2 separate regions of the Homo sapiens genome follow, and region 1 is linked to region 2. The links are chromatin loops, found by intact Hi-C in ENCODE. Cell type or tissue: tibial artery. All regions are shown on one strand. Each heading gives the region's core, and the rest is flanking DNA. Links, peaks and the distances in the headings are about the cores only.

Region 1 (6,973 bases), core at 12-5,011, 220 kb before region 2:
GCTTGTCCTTTCATTCCCTGTATATCTTCCCTTTCAACACTGCCCCAATTTTCTAAAAACAAATTTCATCATTTCAGGCTTCTGCTGAAATTTCCCATTGTGCTTTTAAACATGCTCTACAAAGCCCTATGAGATCTGCTAAGTCTATCTCAATAGCCTCACCTCAAACCTTTCTTCCTCCTTACTATTAGTATTTCTTAAATTCCCAAAACTTTCCATCTCCTTCCTTCGTTTCAAAGATGTTGTTTTCTCACCTAACCTTCACCTAGTGAATCCCTTCTCATCCTTGAACACTGAACTCAACTATCACTTCCTCCAAGAGGTCTCCTTGAACCCTCAAAAAGAGTCAGTTTCAACTTGTGTTATGTGCCCTCATAGCCCCACTTCTTCCCACTACACAAATTAAATATTAGGTTATTATTCCCAACATCTACATCCCACCTAAGAACAAAAGTGTGAAGAGAAGCTTGCCTACCATATCCCTACTACTTCGCATAGTGCTTTACATATGGAAACTCAAAAATTTAAAAGAACAGAAATGAACTGGGCTGCACAGCAGGAGGTAAGTGGCAGGTGAGCGAGCATTACCTGGCTTGAGCTCTACCTCCTGTCAGATCAACTGCACCATGAGAGTCTCATAGGAGTAGAAACCCTAGTGTGGACTGCACATGCGAGGGATCTAGGCTGCACGCTCCCTATGAGAATCTAATGCCTGATTATCTGAGGTGGAATGGTGTCATCCAGAAACCATTCCCACAACCCATTCATGGAAAAACTGTTTTCCACGAAACTGGTCCCTGGTGCCAAAAAGGTTAGGAACACTGCATGGAATGACATGACACTGGAGGTGTCCAATGCTCCATGAAAACCACATAAAGAATAATTCTCTTACCTTGCTTTCTTGGTTGCCATAAGCTAAAATTTGAAGGCAGTCTGTCGTAATAGCCAAGAATTTAACATTTGTTTTGTTGAGCAAGGCAACCATTTTCTGCAGCCCACCAGCTAAACGCACTGCCATTTTAGCTCCTTCTTGATGTAATAAAAGGTTGTGGAGAGTTGTAATGGCATAAAACAACACAGAATCCACTGGTGAACTGGGAAGAAGAAAAAAGCCTCATCAGAAATATTGTGAGTATACTCTTCTACTTTTTAGCTTCAAGCATTCTGACATGTTTTCTTACCCAAGCATTTTCACCAGGGCAGGAATGCCTCCAGACTTAAAGATGGCCAGTAAGCCCTCACGATGATGGGAAAGGTTATGCAAGGTCCCAGCGGTACAACGAGCTGTTTCTACATCATTTGTATTCTGCATGGTACGTACAATAGCAGACACCATCTGAGGAGAACGCATGATAGCGTGTCTGGAAGCTTCCTTTTTAGAAAGCTGATGGACCATAACTGCAGCCTTATTAACCACCACCTGTAATACAGGAATTCAGAAACATCGTTAGTTTTCAAGTACTGGTATTGGGTAGACATTCTGAAACTACTCCCCTTGAGCATTTACTTCAAAGCAGACTAAAAAGCTAGCTATGTCATTGCTTACCTGGTCCTCGTCATTTAGCAGTTTTGTCAGTTCAGGGATTGCACGTGTGGCAAGTTCTGCATCATCTTGATAGTTAATCAAGTTTACAACTGCATGTTTCAGCATCTGTGATGGTTCAGCCAAACGCTGGACATTAGTGGGATGAGCAGCATCAAACTGTGTAGATGGGATCTGCATGCCCTCATCTAATGTCTCAGGGAACATAGCAGCTCGTACCCTCTGAGCTCGAGTCATTGCATACTGTCCATCAATATCTGGAAAAGGTTAATTCAACACTCACTATCCACAGTTCAGCATTTACCTAAGTATTTGCTATCCTAAATGGTAAAAGTGACATTGCTATTACTCTCTTTTCTTCACCACAACATTTTATTTAAACTATTATACACTAACTTTTTAGTTCTCAAAACTGCATTCTGACTTTCAGTAAGGCAATGAAAAATAATACTCTTACCAGCTACTTGTTCTTGAGTGAAGGACTGAGAAAATCCCTGTTCCCACTCATACAGGACTTGGGAGGTATCCACATCCTCTTCCTCAGGATTGCCTTTACCACTCAGAGAAGGAGCTGTGGTAGTGGCACCAGAATGGATTCCAGAGTCCAGGTAAGACTGTTGCTGCCAGTGACTAACAGCCGCTTTTCTGTCTGGTTCCATGGCCATGTCCAACTCCATCAAATCAGCTATAAATACGAAACAGTATTAGCATTAGTAGATTGGAAATGTTACTTTAATTTAAAAAAAAAGAATCTGTGATATGACCCATTGAAATATTTTTAGAAATAAAGTCAAATCTGAAAGACAGCCAAGAAAAGCAGAATGATAGCCAGGGTTAGCTCAGTGATGAAATACCTAATCCCTTAGGGAACCACCTAACAGTTACTCACTGAATCAGTGGAAGAATGGTACTGCATCCAGGCTCCAGAAGCAGTCATCCAGACTAGATTCCTGCTGGTGGCTTGTTTGCTATTTCACCAAGCCATTAGGAGGAGTGAGCAGAAAATGGAGCAAAAGGTAGCCTGACAAGTAAGCAGGGAGAGAGGAAAGCAGGGGGATCTCAGCCAGACTGGCTTAATGGCAACGAAGCAGAGCCCCAATTCAGTAACTAAAGATTTAATGACACAAACCTTGAGTAGCCATTGTCCACGCTGGATTTTCAAAACAGTTGTATGGTATACTTCAAATACCCTAAAAAAAGTTAATCAAAAGTCATTAGGATTTAAATTTAGCTTGATTAATACTCCTAAGTCACTGGGATACCTGTTAAATGTCACTATTACACCCACAAAAAAAACCCATATCCTCTTTTACCAGGTTAGTGAAACGCAGACCTCATGGTCTCCTCCAGACACCTCAACCACAGCTCCATCACTGCTGAACTTCAGTGAAAACTCCTCCTTACCAAAAATGTCTTTTTATTAATAGTATAAATATTAATTATAGATATTCAGGATGGTGATGAAAAAGCACAGAGTTGTAATAATAAAAGCCAGGGAGGGGAAAACACTATTCAAAAATCAGCTGCTCTCTGAATTCCTAAAGGTCTCTCCTTTTTTAACCTTTCACAGAAAAATTCACAGATCCCCTTTGGATAACAGAGGTACAGTGGGATTTTAAAAACTCCACATTTTCTTTAACAAGTTGTTTTCTGATATAGTGCCATCAAAAATTATTTTTCATAAAGCAAATTTTGGTGACTAGAATAGCGAATTTTAGATTTTTTGGTACAAAGAAAAATTACTTTTCAAATGAAAGTTTGCAACACAAAAGCACCTTTATTAGTAAAATTTTTCTAAGTTCAAATTTACAGCAATGATTTATTATAAATACAAATATTACCAATATGGATACATATTTTGATCAATATTTTAAAAATTTATATAAATCTTATCATCTAATTTGTCCGTATTTTGCCTTTATTGTGCAATATTGAAAAAAACTGCATCACACAGGGAACTACTTGCAAATTAGAACAGTTTAAGGGCTCATGGCCTCTAGATATTTCTAATAACACGATTTCCTTTATTACAAAATCTGTCCCAAACAAGTTCATCTTGAACTATAAATTAACATATTGGGTATGTAAAGATATGGAATAAAATATTTAAGTGTGAACTATGTTTTGTTTTTTTTTGAGACAGAGTTTTGGTCTCTTGCCAAACCAGGCTGGAGTGCAGAGGTGCATACTGGGCTCACTGCAACCTCCGCCTCCCAGGTTCAAGTGATTTTCCTATCTCAGATGTGAGCCAACACCTGGCCTTAGTTTCTATCTTTTGACTGTCTTTAAAAGAGTGGCTATGTAACTACTTCACCACCTTTCTGAAAAATTGGTTCCCCACTCCAGCCTCCAATGTATTTCTGCAAAAGGAGACTCCAAACATGTTCTACACTGAGCTTCTCCTTTGGCCAATGTCAACAGACTCAGAAACCAACTGGTCATGTCTATAGGCTATATAGCTATTTCAGAAGTGCTTTGATACATCCGGCTTCCAGGAACATTTTTTTATAGTACTGTTTTTCCTTGTTGTTGATGCAAAGGCAAAACATTTACGCATATTACTGGGTAAACTCTGTGTGGGCTGACCTAGTAACTTGACCGCAATTTATAATGATTTCATTTTTACAATGGAAAAAAGCAAGTTCATGTTCCAAATTTACAATAGCCATTTGTACACTGGGACTTCCCAACATTACATATATATTTTTTAGCTTTTAAAATTTATGCAACATAAATAAAAATTCATCTTGCTCTTCACTGCAACCCTATGAGGTGAAGGAGGGTAAAAACCTATCAGTAGATAGAGAAGTAAAAACAAAGGGTAGAAATGGGGATCTAATTAGGTAACAGCATAGACTCACTCACCTTGTACCTGCTCTGGAGGCAGATCCACATATGCCAAAAAACTGAGCATTAACTGCTAAAGAAATCAAATAGACTGCCAAGCAAGACCTAGGGCAGAACCCTGCTCCGGAAAGGAAAAGGAAAGCCTTCCTCTTTCTTTTTCTGGCCTGAGCCTTTGGACTAAGGGCTGTCTCTCCTCCACCACACCCTGCCAACCATTAAGGGCCCAATTCTAGTGCTCCCAATTAGCCAAAACTTACCAATCACTTCAGGAAAATTTTTTTTTAAAGCAACGAAAAAACTGACTCCATAGAAACTGAGATAAAACTTGAAACTAGGGATAGGGTGGAGAGAGAAACAGAACACTTCAATTTAGTATCTCCATAAATACTGGAGAGAATAAATAAAAACAAAAAGTTGAATAGAAACTAAAATTGAGAAAACTGCCTAGAGTACAAAAAAATGACAAAGACAAAAAATACAACAGAAGAAATCACGATCAATTCAGGAGATCAAAGGTCCAACCAGTAGACATTTCAGAAAGAATTATGAAGAAACAAAAATGATAAAATCCACTAAGTACCAATCAAGAGGGAGGAGTGCTTAAAAATTATGAAGTACAATCATGCACTGCATAAGGACATTTCAGTCAAGATGGACTACATATGCTACAGTGGCCCCACAAGATTTTAATTCTGTATTTTTACTGGATCTTTTCTATGTTTAGGTAAACAAGCCAGGCGAAGTGGCTTGTAATTCTAACACTTTGGGAGGCGGGTGGATTGCTGCAGCACAAGAGTTCCAAGACCAGCCTGGACAACACAGCGAAATTCCATCTCTACAAAAAAATGTTAAAAATTAGCCAGGTGTGGTAGTATGTGCCTGTAGTCCTAGCCACTGGGGAGGCTGAGGCAAAGAGGATCACTTAGGAGTTCAAGGTTATAGTGAGCTATGATCACACCAATGCATCCAGCCTGGGCAACAGAGCAAGACCCTGTCTCTTAAAAGAATTTAAAAAAAAAAAAAAGGATACATAAATACCACTGTTTCAACTGCCTATAGTAACACGCTATACAGCTTTACACCCTAGAAGCAACAGGCTATACTATATAGGCTAGGCATGCAGTACACTATGCCATCTAGGTTTGTATAAGTACTACGCTAAATGTTTCAAGACACAGATTATCATTAAACTACAGACTACATTAGAATGCTGTGTTTTCCAACAGCTTTATCACCACCAAGTGATGTTTTGACAAAGAGGGGGCTAGCCAACTTCTCATGTATTTTCCATCCAGTCTAATGCATCCATGCATCTTTTTTTTGGCAATATGAACATAATACTCTTTCCAACTACAAGGATACTTCAAAATTCACCGTGCTATTTCCGATTTTAACCCTATAAATGTCTCCAGTCAAAGTCAATGGGAGAAATCTTGCCACAACTAATATATAATAGATTTCACACTGAAGTTATTTTTCCTCTTCCCATCAGGACAGAATTATCTTAATTACCTTAGTTTTCAGTAAGTTTGAGTATTATTAACTAGGAGTAAATCTGCTACATAAAAATATAAAGCAGACATATTTTAAAACCACAGTTTTATACTAGCAATTCATAATTCACTTTTCCAATAATCAAGATCCAAAGAATTATTCCCCGTTTTAAAGTTAGAAAGTGCTACTCTATTTCATAAGCATGATAAACTTTTGATACACCTTCAGGGATTTTTAAAAAGTTCTTAGTAAAATTTGTAAATCTAAAAACACATGCATATGCATTTTCATTAACTGTCACCAGTAATACTTTGCCATCTAGAAAATGTATGCAATTTCCTCAAATCTTCCTGTTTTAACACACTTCATGCAACACTAACATTTTAAGTTACAACTCACTCCAGGTTCTTTTCTGCTTTCTTCCTTCACAGCTTTCTTCGGGGAGGGGGGTGGGGTGGGTGGGTGAGGGTGTGGGTGTGGGTGTGGGTGTGTGTGTTCTCAAGGTGTCTTGTCATCCTCGAATAGTCAATAAGCATCAAACATCAAATGACCCTTGGTCCTCCAAACACTAAAATGTATGCCTTTGGTACTGTCTTTAAATAGGTACACAAATGGTTATTAGAAGTATGAAATCTTCTCAGGTAGGAAACAGAAGGTAAATGGAAAAAAAAAAGAAATAGGAAATCTCTTTATGGCTGGGAAAAATTAGTATGTTTCCAGAATGAGCTGTTCTTCATAACTGTCTTCCTTCCTCAGCCATAAATATATGCCTCAAATAAATTAATATTTTTATTTATCATCTCCATCATATGAGTCCACCACACAGTAAATGATGACATTTTGGTATGTTTGGTATATTAAACTCACTGCTATGTATTTTTAAAAATAAAAATATAAAATTCCTTGTGAAGACTATTATAAAATATTATCATCTGGATTGTATCGTATGTCTATACTATAAGCTACCTCCTCCATTCTGAGCTTGTTCTTCCCCATTTTGTCTATTATTCCAACAATGCTGCAATAAACACCTTTGCATATAAATAATTCTCTTAATTTCCCATATCACCAGAAGTTCTAGAAACACTG
Region 2 (8,539 bases), core at 1,962-6,961:
ACCCATCGAGTGGAGAGTTTGCTCAACTTTAATTTTTCAGTCAGAATTGTATAAGCTGAACCAATTGAGATGTCTATGATGTTGGCTATTGTTTGCACTGTTAATTATAAGTCCTCTTCAATTAGGGCACAAATAAGACTTTTTCCTTGCAAATTGATGTGAGTGGTCTCCTGTTGTGGGCTTCATCTTCAACATTGCTTTGTCCCTTCATAAAATAAACTATCCATTTTTAAACTGCTGATTTCTTTGGTGGGGATTGTCCCCATATAGTTTCCATAAAGCATAAATGATTTCACCATTCTTCCACCCAAGCTTCATCATAAGTTTGATGTTTGTTCTTGTTTCAGTTTTAGCAGAATTCATGCTCCTCTAATAGGGGCTCCTTTCCAAGTAATGTCTTATTCTTCTTAGTACCTCAAACTAGATCCCGTTCAGACATATTATAATAAGTTAGTACAAGTTTGTTTTGGTGTGAAAAAGATTTGAAACACATGCGCAGTGTTTTCATAATATGCATTTTCCATGAACTTTTTGAAAATCCCATGGTTAACATCATACTCAATGGTGAAAAGTTGAAAGCTTTTTCTTTACAATTGGGAACACAGGATGCCCATTCTCATTCTTTCTAATTAATATAGTATTGAAATTTCAAGCCAAAGCAATTGGCAAGAAAAGAAATAAAATTGGAAAGGAAGAAATAAAACAGTCTCTGTGGATGGCACAATCATTTAGAAAACCCTAAAAACTCCACCAAAATACTGTTAGAACTAATAAACAAACTGAGTAAAGTTGTAGGATATAAAAGTGACTTACAAAAATTAATAGTGTTTCTGTACATTAACAATAAACTATTTTTAAAAAATCAAGAAAAATCTCATTTACAATAGCATAAAAACACTTAAGAATAAATTTAACCAAGGAGGTGAAAGACATGTACACTGAAAACTATAAAACATTGACAAAAAAAGCTAAAGAAGACACAAATAAATGGAAAACTATCCCATGTTCATGTACTGGAAGTATTAATATTGTTAAAATGTTCATATTACCAAAAGTGACCTAGAAGTTCAATGCAATTCTTATCAAAATTCCAGTGACTTTTTTCACAGAAATAGAAAAATCAATCCCAAAATTCAGATGGAACCAAAAAAATACCCTGAATAGCCAGAACAATTTTGAGTGAAAAGAACAAAGCTGGAAACATCACACTGCCCGATTTCAAAATTACTGCAAAGGTATGCTAATCAAAACAAAATGATATTGTCATAAAAACAGATATATAGACCAATGGAACAGAGTAGAGAGCCCAGAAATAAATCTACACATTTAACATTAACTGAACTTTGACACATGTACCAAGAACTCAATGGAGAAATAATAGTCTCTTCAATGAATGGTGTTGGGAAAACCGGACATCCACGTAATTGGACACTTTGTACACCATGCACAAAAATCAACTCAAAAGCAAATAGAGACTTAAATGTGAAATCTGAAACTATGAAACTACTAAAATAAAACATAGGAGAAAAGCTTCCCGAAATTGGTCCAGGCAATGAGTTTTTGAATATGACCCCAAAAGCACAGGAAACAAAAGCAAAAATACACAAATGGGATCGTAACCAACTAAAAAGCTTCTGCACAGCAAAGGAAGCAATCAACAGAATGAAAATACAACTTATGGAATGAGAGAAAATATTTGCAAAGCATATATCTAATAAGGGGTTAATATCTAAAATGTATAAGAAATTCAGAATTCAATAGCAAGAAAATAAATAACCCAACTAAAGCATGGGCAGAGCAACTGAATAGACATTTCTCAAAAGAAGACATACAAATTGCCAACAGTTAATTGTCTTTGCAATTGGCTTGTGGCTACCTGAAAATATCTTAATTATTTATTGACTTGTTTGTTTTCTCTCCCTGCCCACTAGAATGTGGGCTCTGGGAGAGTAGGGACCTGTGTGTTTTGTTGACCATAGTGTCCTCGACAGTATAGACAGGGCTTAAGATTTAGTGCTCAACAAATATGGATTAAATTTGTTCACCAAAGTCCTCCAAAAAGGGGGTATTACTCATATCCATAAGGGGTATATGTCAAAAGGAACCCGAAAGTTAAAAATCTGGCTGATTTTGGAGATGAAGGGGCGTTCTTGTCCTCAGTAACTCATTTTGACACAGGTTCTTGTGCAGCGAGAAGCCATGGAAAACAAGGTGCCAAGCTCTTAGCTCATACTATTCAAAACAGAGCATACCCTAATACTAGGGATTTGGAAAAAAACTTGTGCCCACGGGCTGCTCTGAGGTGAACCAGCTGGCAGGCTATGTGCTGTTATGCGCACCTTGAAGATGCTTAGGGTTCTCCCTGTCCCATTCCCAGATGCTGTCCAACACAGCACCTGGGAAGTTAGGAAGAGAATGACAGTCAGCTGACCATGGAATTGGTCCCCAGAGGTTGAGCAAGGAAGTGACCAGTGGCTGGTCCCACCACCTATTCTTGGGGTTGGGCCAGGCTGAGCTGGTGTTGGGTTCAGTTGTGAACCAGAATTTGTTGCAGCAGGAGCTGGGGAGCTCAGCTTTTAATTTGAATCAGTGAGAGGGTTGGACTGATTGATGTCGAGGAAGTAGAGCTTGGAGAGTGGGGCAGACACCCAGGTGTGCCGGTCCTTTCATCTTCACATCAAATGCTACCTGGTGAGTTACAGGGCACAGGCTGGGGGTGTGGGGGCCGAGGGGTAGGCAGCTGCTGCTCAAAAGCAGAGACAGGCCACATGGCTGAAGACAGATCCTGGCTTCCTGTCAGACAGCTGCCTGCAAATAATAACCTGCAATTTCCTGGGAGGGGCAGACAGGTAAGAGTCTCTTAGTAGATGAAAGAGCTACGACTGATAATATAGGTAATGGAATTTTAACAAATTAATTCATTTATTACTTATTCATTCATTTGTTAATTTAACAAGCCTCTGCAGCCTAGCTCCTAAAAGCACAGTCCATGCACCAGCAGCATGAGCATCACCTGGGAGAGCTTGTCAGAAATTCAGGATCTCAGACCCCACCCCAGTCCTGCAGAACTACAGTCTTCATTTAAACAAAACTCCCAGGGATTCCTTAGCCACCCAAAAGTCAGAAGGCCTGATCTACAGGATAACTGCTGCACCCACTACTGGGTAGGGCCCTACAGGGATGCTGGAAGGGTGCATCTGGCAAACATCACTCCCTCACTGGGAGGCACTTTGAGAAGAAGGGCCAGGTGCAACTTCCTGCAGGTGTTACTTTGAGAAGACACATTTCACACCTGGTTCATTTCTATCCAAAGTTCATGTAACATCTGCCTACTTCAACGAGATAGGAACACAAATGACAATAACACATAGCAGTGATGATACAGCAGGGGAGGTATGAGGGCCTTTTCTTAATGGCATTTGAAATGAAGTTGCCAGTGGCCCCAGTCCCTTCTCTTGTGGCCTCTCCCCATCCTGCTAAAATTCCCAGTGTCCTTTCATCAAAGAAAACCTATTCTTTATGGAACGAATCTACCAAGAATCACTTACACCTCTGTGCGAATTCAATCAATGAATATTTGCATTTCTATACTTTTGATACCTGTTCCAGCTGTGCCAGAGTTTACAAACTCATGGGGGAGGAATTTGTGTGCAGAAAAGTTACACTGTTCAGGCAAGCCTTGCCAGCTTAGAATGCAGGTCCTGAAAACAATGCTGTCAACACAGAAATCTAAAAAGCAGTTTACCATTTATAAAATTATTTCCTTAGGCACCAACTTTATAGATGAAAAGACTGAAGTTCAGAGAGGCTGTGACTTGCCCAAAGTCACACAACTAGTAAGTGGTTAAACTGAGATTTCAGCCTCGTCTTCAACTATAATTTTTTTGTTCTTTATACTGTTTAGGCGCTTCTATATCAGGAGAATTCTTGTCTATCCAAGAATACCAAGTCCCTCTTCTCTATTTTTCATTACTTCATGCAAAAAATATTTTGGTCGGCACCTTTTTGTGTTTAGAGTTGAGAAAAGAGGACAAGTAAAGGGGAAATATTTCTCTCTCTTCACCCATCCAATTGCTATTTTCAACCTCAAGAACCTTACAGACCAATAAAGGAGAAAAGACATACTGAGAACACTGTATCATATTCCTATTCCTCTGGTAGGGACTAAACTTGGCTTCAACATCCAATTTTTTGGCCCCATAAAGTCTGACGTCCTCCCAGTGACAAACACTAATTTTCAGAGTTACCCTCTCTTGGGGCTCTTTACTGCCAACTCCTGAATCAAGTATGCTAACAACATCTCATTCTGCGTCAGTGGACACATGGAACTAAGCCACTTTACCACAGTCCAGAAAAAATCCACTTGTGCCAAGCATTTTGTGAATTTAGATAATGTGTTGAAAGCTGAGAGTCACGGAGTGGCAATCGCCTTGTGGGTATGTGGTTGTTCTTCCTTTCCTCCGTCTATCCTGCTCACCCACTCTTCCCGACTCTGGGAAGCCACAATTCTTCCTCCTTGGGGGCAAGTCATTCAGCCATCTCCTAATCCTCAAGTTGTATAACCCAAATGTATCATAGCACTCAGAAGGAAAAAAGGACTTTCCCTCTGCCATGAGAACTTTAGATTGCAGCTGATATTTTATTTTTAAATAAATGATTTTATTAACAGGTAATGTGCACACATTAGAAGCACATCATTTGATAATTTTCCACAAAGTGAACACACCTGTGTAACCATTAGGCAGACCTAGACACAAGGCAAGAGCAGCATCCAGAGCCTCCTGTCTGAGACAGGTGGTAATTTTAATAGAAAATTCTTGCTATTATACACATGAGAGGAACATGGAAAGTGCCATGAGAAGTGAACAATATCTTGCCAGAAAATGGAGGAGACTTTGACCTGGGTAAAGGGAGCAAAGAGGGCTCCAGACTCGAACCCTGCAAGATGGATGGCATTTGGTCCAACAGAGAAGGGCTGGGTGCATGAGTGGGATGTGCCTAGTGGCAGAAATGGCTTGACTGTACAAAAGTGCATGGAGGGTTTCCACTATCAGTGAGGAGCCCAGTCTGGTCTGTGTCTGGAGGTGGGGAAGGGTGGGGTAGAGTGTTGGAGAAGCTAAGGCTGGAACCACGTTGTGAAGGATCTGGAATGGCAGTGTCAGTGTTGTCCAGTGGTTTTTGCACAATTTTAGATATATCTGCTAAGACTCAGTGTTGCAACTGACAAAAAAAAATACCAGGTTTGTTTAAGGAAAAAAAATGCTGTATTGCCTCAGACATTACTTGATCCAGGGTTCAAATGATGACTGAGACTACTTTTCCTTGCCTCCTTTTGTTATTTTAACTGTGTCCTTGGTGTTGCCACCTTTTAATGTGGGTTTCCCCAAAGCAGACCCTGAGGCAAGAATTTGACTGTGATTTGGAAGATGCAGGAGGTACCAGTGAGAGTGTGGGGAAGTGAGACAGGGAAGGGAAGATAGCCAAAAAGCGGTGCAGGATCCAGCCAGCTCTCCCTGTGGGTATCTGGAGCTTAATCCCACAGTGCAGCTCTGGGAAACCTGGTGGATTGCATGCCTCAGTGTTACCCACCTGAGGGGCGAGGCAGCTGGGGCAACAATTCCCATCAGTCGATGGTAGAGGGCCTCCCTGAGGGAGTATTAATTCCCCGGCGCTTCCAGCTGCTGGGCACTCAGGCAGTGCAGCCTTCGGAGAGTTCTGAGAAAGCCCATGGGCAAAGAGATGCAGCTGGAAGCGGCTGGCACCCTGAAGCGGAGAGAACCCGTAACAGCTGCCTGACAGCTTCAGCCTCTTCTTCACTCTTAGTAGGCTCTGCCTTTACACACACACACACACACAAACACACACAAACGGCAGCCCCATGTCTTGGGGATGGAAATAAGAGATTTTCTTTCCCAATAACTGAACAAAAAAACTGATCCTGGCTTTCATTTTATCCAAATTGGGTCACTTAAATGACTCCCTGAGGTCAGCGGGAGGTGATACTTCTAGGAAAGGATCCTCATGCAGTTAACTGACTCGGCAGAGGAGGGAGGAGAATGAGTCCACAGGGCAAAACAAGGAGTCCGGCTGGGGTGTCATGGGAGTGTCCCGTAGACAACTGGTGTGTGGTACTGAAGCCTGAAGCCTGAGGAAGAGCTTGGACTGAAAACATTTAAGTGTGTGTGTGTGTGTGTGTGTGTGTGTGTGTGTGTGTGTGTGTGTGTCTTCATTTGGGTTTCTGCAAGGTAGACCCTGAGACGAGGACTTGGGTGCCGGTTGTTTATTTGGGAGGTGATCCCAGAAAGCAGCCATGAGGGAGTGGGAAAGTGAGTCAGGGCAGGAGGAGAAACCCATTCAAGGGGCATTAATGAGCACAGTGCTCTGCGGGCAAGTGGGCTCCCTCCCGCTGGGGCCCTCTGGGAACCAGGGTAGAACATACCTCAGAATTTCTCACCAAGGTGTAGCAAACTGGAGTTTCCTTCACTATCTCCCATCCCTCATTGTCTGAGAAACTTTCTGAGGCATCTACTCTCCCATCTTTCAGACCTAAGCTGTATGTGGGCCCGGCGTGTGCCTGTGGCCGGAGAACGCCCCCAGGTCGACAGGTACGGAGGCCCAGGACGGAGAGCCTCAGCAGGTGGGCATCCACCGGCTGCAGGAGTCCTCCAGCGTGCAGCGAGGGTATGTGGCTGGGACACCGTCCTCATCTGCTGCTGTATCCTTCCTGTCCTTGGTGGAACCCCCTGGTGGGCGGGGAGGGCAGAATTCCCCCACCCCTCACTCCCGGTGCCCACCCCTTTTCATCTTTGAATTCACCATTCTCTGCTCCCAGGTAGCCCAGAGCCCCTGTCTTCTCTAACATGACTGTCTGTACCTCCACATTGGCCCCGGCTGTGCGTGTTCTAGTTAGTAAATGCAGCTCTTTGATAAACTCCCACATTACAAAGAATCCAGGAATAAAGGCTTGGGGTTGGGGTGTGTGTGTCAAATGTTACTCCAAGAATGTCCCTGGGAATGGAAATAGCAGTTATGTGGGCAGGAAAATGATTATGTGATCTGGCCTGTGTCTTTTGGTTTAATTAAATCAGTGATACTCAAGTGGCCTAGAGGGTGTTTTAGAAGGTTCTGGGGAGCCTTTTTCAAACCAGACACTTCCTCTAATGGGTCCCACTGCAGAGGTGGGGGGGTGGGGACATGGCCTCCTCTCTGCCTCCCTGGTGGAGAATCCCTGTGTGTAATTTGGGAAGTTACTGATGGGTGAACTTTGGAATGTAGACAATGTGAAGGCAGAGGGAAGGCTGAGAATTACTGGTTTGAAATACAACCCTGGATCCACAAGTGTGGCAGAGTGGGAGAAACTTGTGGAGAGAAGACATATGTTTGAATTCAGAGCTGACTAGCCACTGAGCTTCTCTGGGCCTCTGTGTCATTATCTGTAAAATGGGAATGTTAATGCAAATGGCCTGGGGTTGTTGTGGGAATTCAGTTTCTGGCATATTTGATTGCACTTTTTTTTGTTTTTGTTTTTGTTTTTTTTTTGCTGTTAACTCTGAGTGATCTTTAATGCAGAGCCCCTAATCCAGTGTGACTATGGGATAGCAATCTCCTGGTCCCTCCCTTCCACCCACATTGCTGACCTCCTGCTAGGCTGGTCAGTGTCTGCCTCACAGCACAGCTGGAGGCCCCTCTGTTGTTATCAAAAGCGTCCCTGATGCTGGGGGGTGGTTAGGGGCGTTCCTCATCACCTCATGGTCACAGGCCTTGTAGAGCCACCTCACTCTTTTTGGGCGGAAACCTTAGGAGAGCAGGAGGTGCCCCAGAGGCTGTTTCAGATGTCCCAAAGGCTAGAATGTGGATAAGGCCTGCTTGTGGGTGTTTGTCAGTAAAGACGTAGCTGAGGCTGGACTAGCATTCTTCCTTGAGCATTCTTCCTTGCAGAGAGAGGGGAGTGAGAGCCCTGAGCAGATCACCTCCTCAGAGACGCCTTTCTGACTCTCCCGCCACTCACCTAGGACAACACCTCCCTTGCTTTGAGCTCTACAGAGCACACTCTCACCAAAGAACTGCCAGTCTCTTCCATTACATGCTTTCTCCCCTTCTTATATGCCTTTAATTAATACTAAAATCATTGCCCTCAAACATTCAATATAATCTATAGTTTTAAAAATACAATAAACAAAGAAAATAGCACACACACAAAATAGCACACATGAGAAAATGCCTTTTACTTTCCAAAAAAGACGCTGATTACTGTGGATTCTCCAAGAAGCCTGGGTAAGTTAACAATTACTCCTAAATGCAAATGCAAACACAAATGTCGTCAGAGTGAAAAGCCACTTGCTATCGTTTGGAGGAGAGGAAGTGGGTGGAAATTCCCAGGAATTCCCTTGGTGAATCCTGCAGAGGCATTGCCTCAGGGAGACTGACCCCAAATATAGCAGGTGCAGCTGGCCCCAGGCTGGAATGCACTCCTCGGCTGTTCTTCACCCTGAGCCAGCAGGGACTCTGCCTGATACTGCACTCTCTCTTTTCTGCCTCC

The links. Hi-C counts contacts between places; a loop is a spot of excess contacts. Peaks named below come from ENCODE experiments on the same cell type or tissue, not always from the same donor. Only the 100,000 strongest peaks of a DNase experiment are listed, where the experiment ranks them.
Region 1: it touches region 2 in a loop (3-fold over the local background); 2 of 110 quality-filtered maps call a loop at or near these places.

Annotation. Positions count from the first base shown.
Region 1 is chr3:41,219,781-41,226,753 of GRCh38, reverse strand. It overlaps CTNNB1 (catenin beta 1), which reads right to left. Exons shown (of 15, transcript NM_001904.4): 2 at 2,673-2,733; 3 at 2,001-2,228; 4 at 1,547-1,800; 5 at 1,182-1,420; 6 at 893-1,094. The coding sequence starts at 2,685. Among named protein-coding and RNA genes, the nearest start is that of CTNNB1, 24 kb to the right of the region's middle. RefSeq lists an enhancer at 1,147-2,346. In tibial artery, for the core only: a CTCF peak has its summit at 2,453; a DNase peak (open chromatin) is centred at 2,554; H3K27ac peaks cover 2,742 bases.
Region 2 is chr3:40,996,466-41,005,004 of GRCh38, reverse strand. No RefSeq gene overlaps it. Among named protein-coding and RNA genes, the nearest start is that of CTNNB1, 200 kb to the left of the region's middle. RefSeq lists an enhancer at 6,156-7,113. In tibial artery, for the core only: no CTCF peak of the experiment used is centred there; DNase peaks (open chromatin) are centred at 4,443 and 5,008; H3K27ac peaks cover 4,551 bases.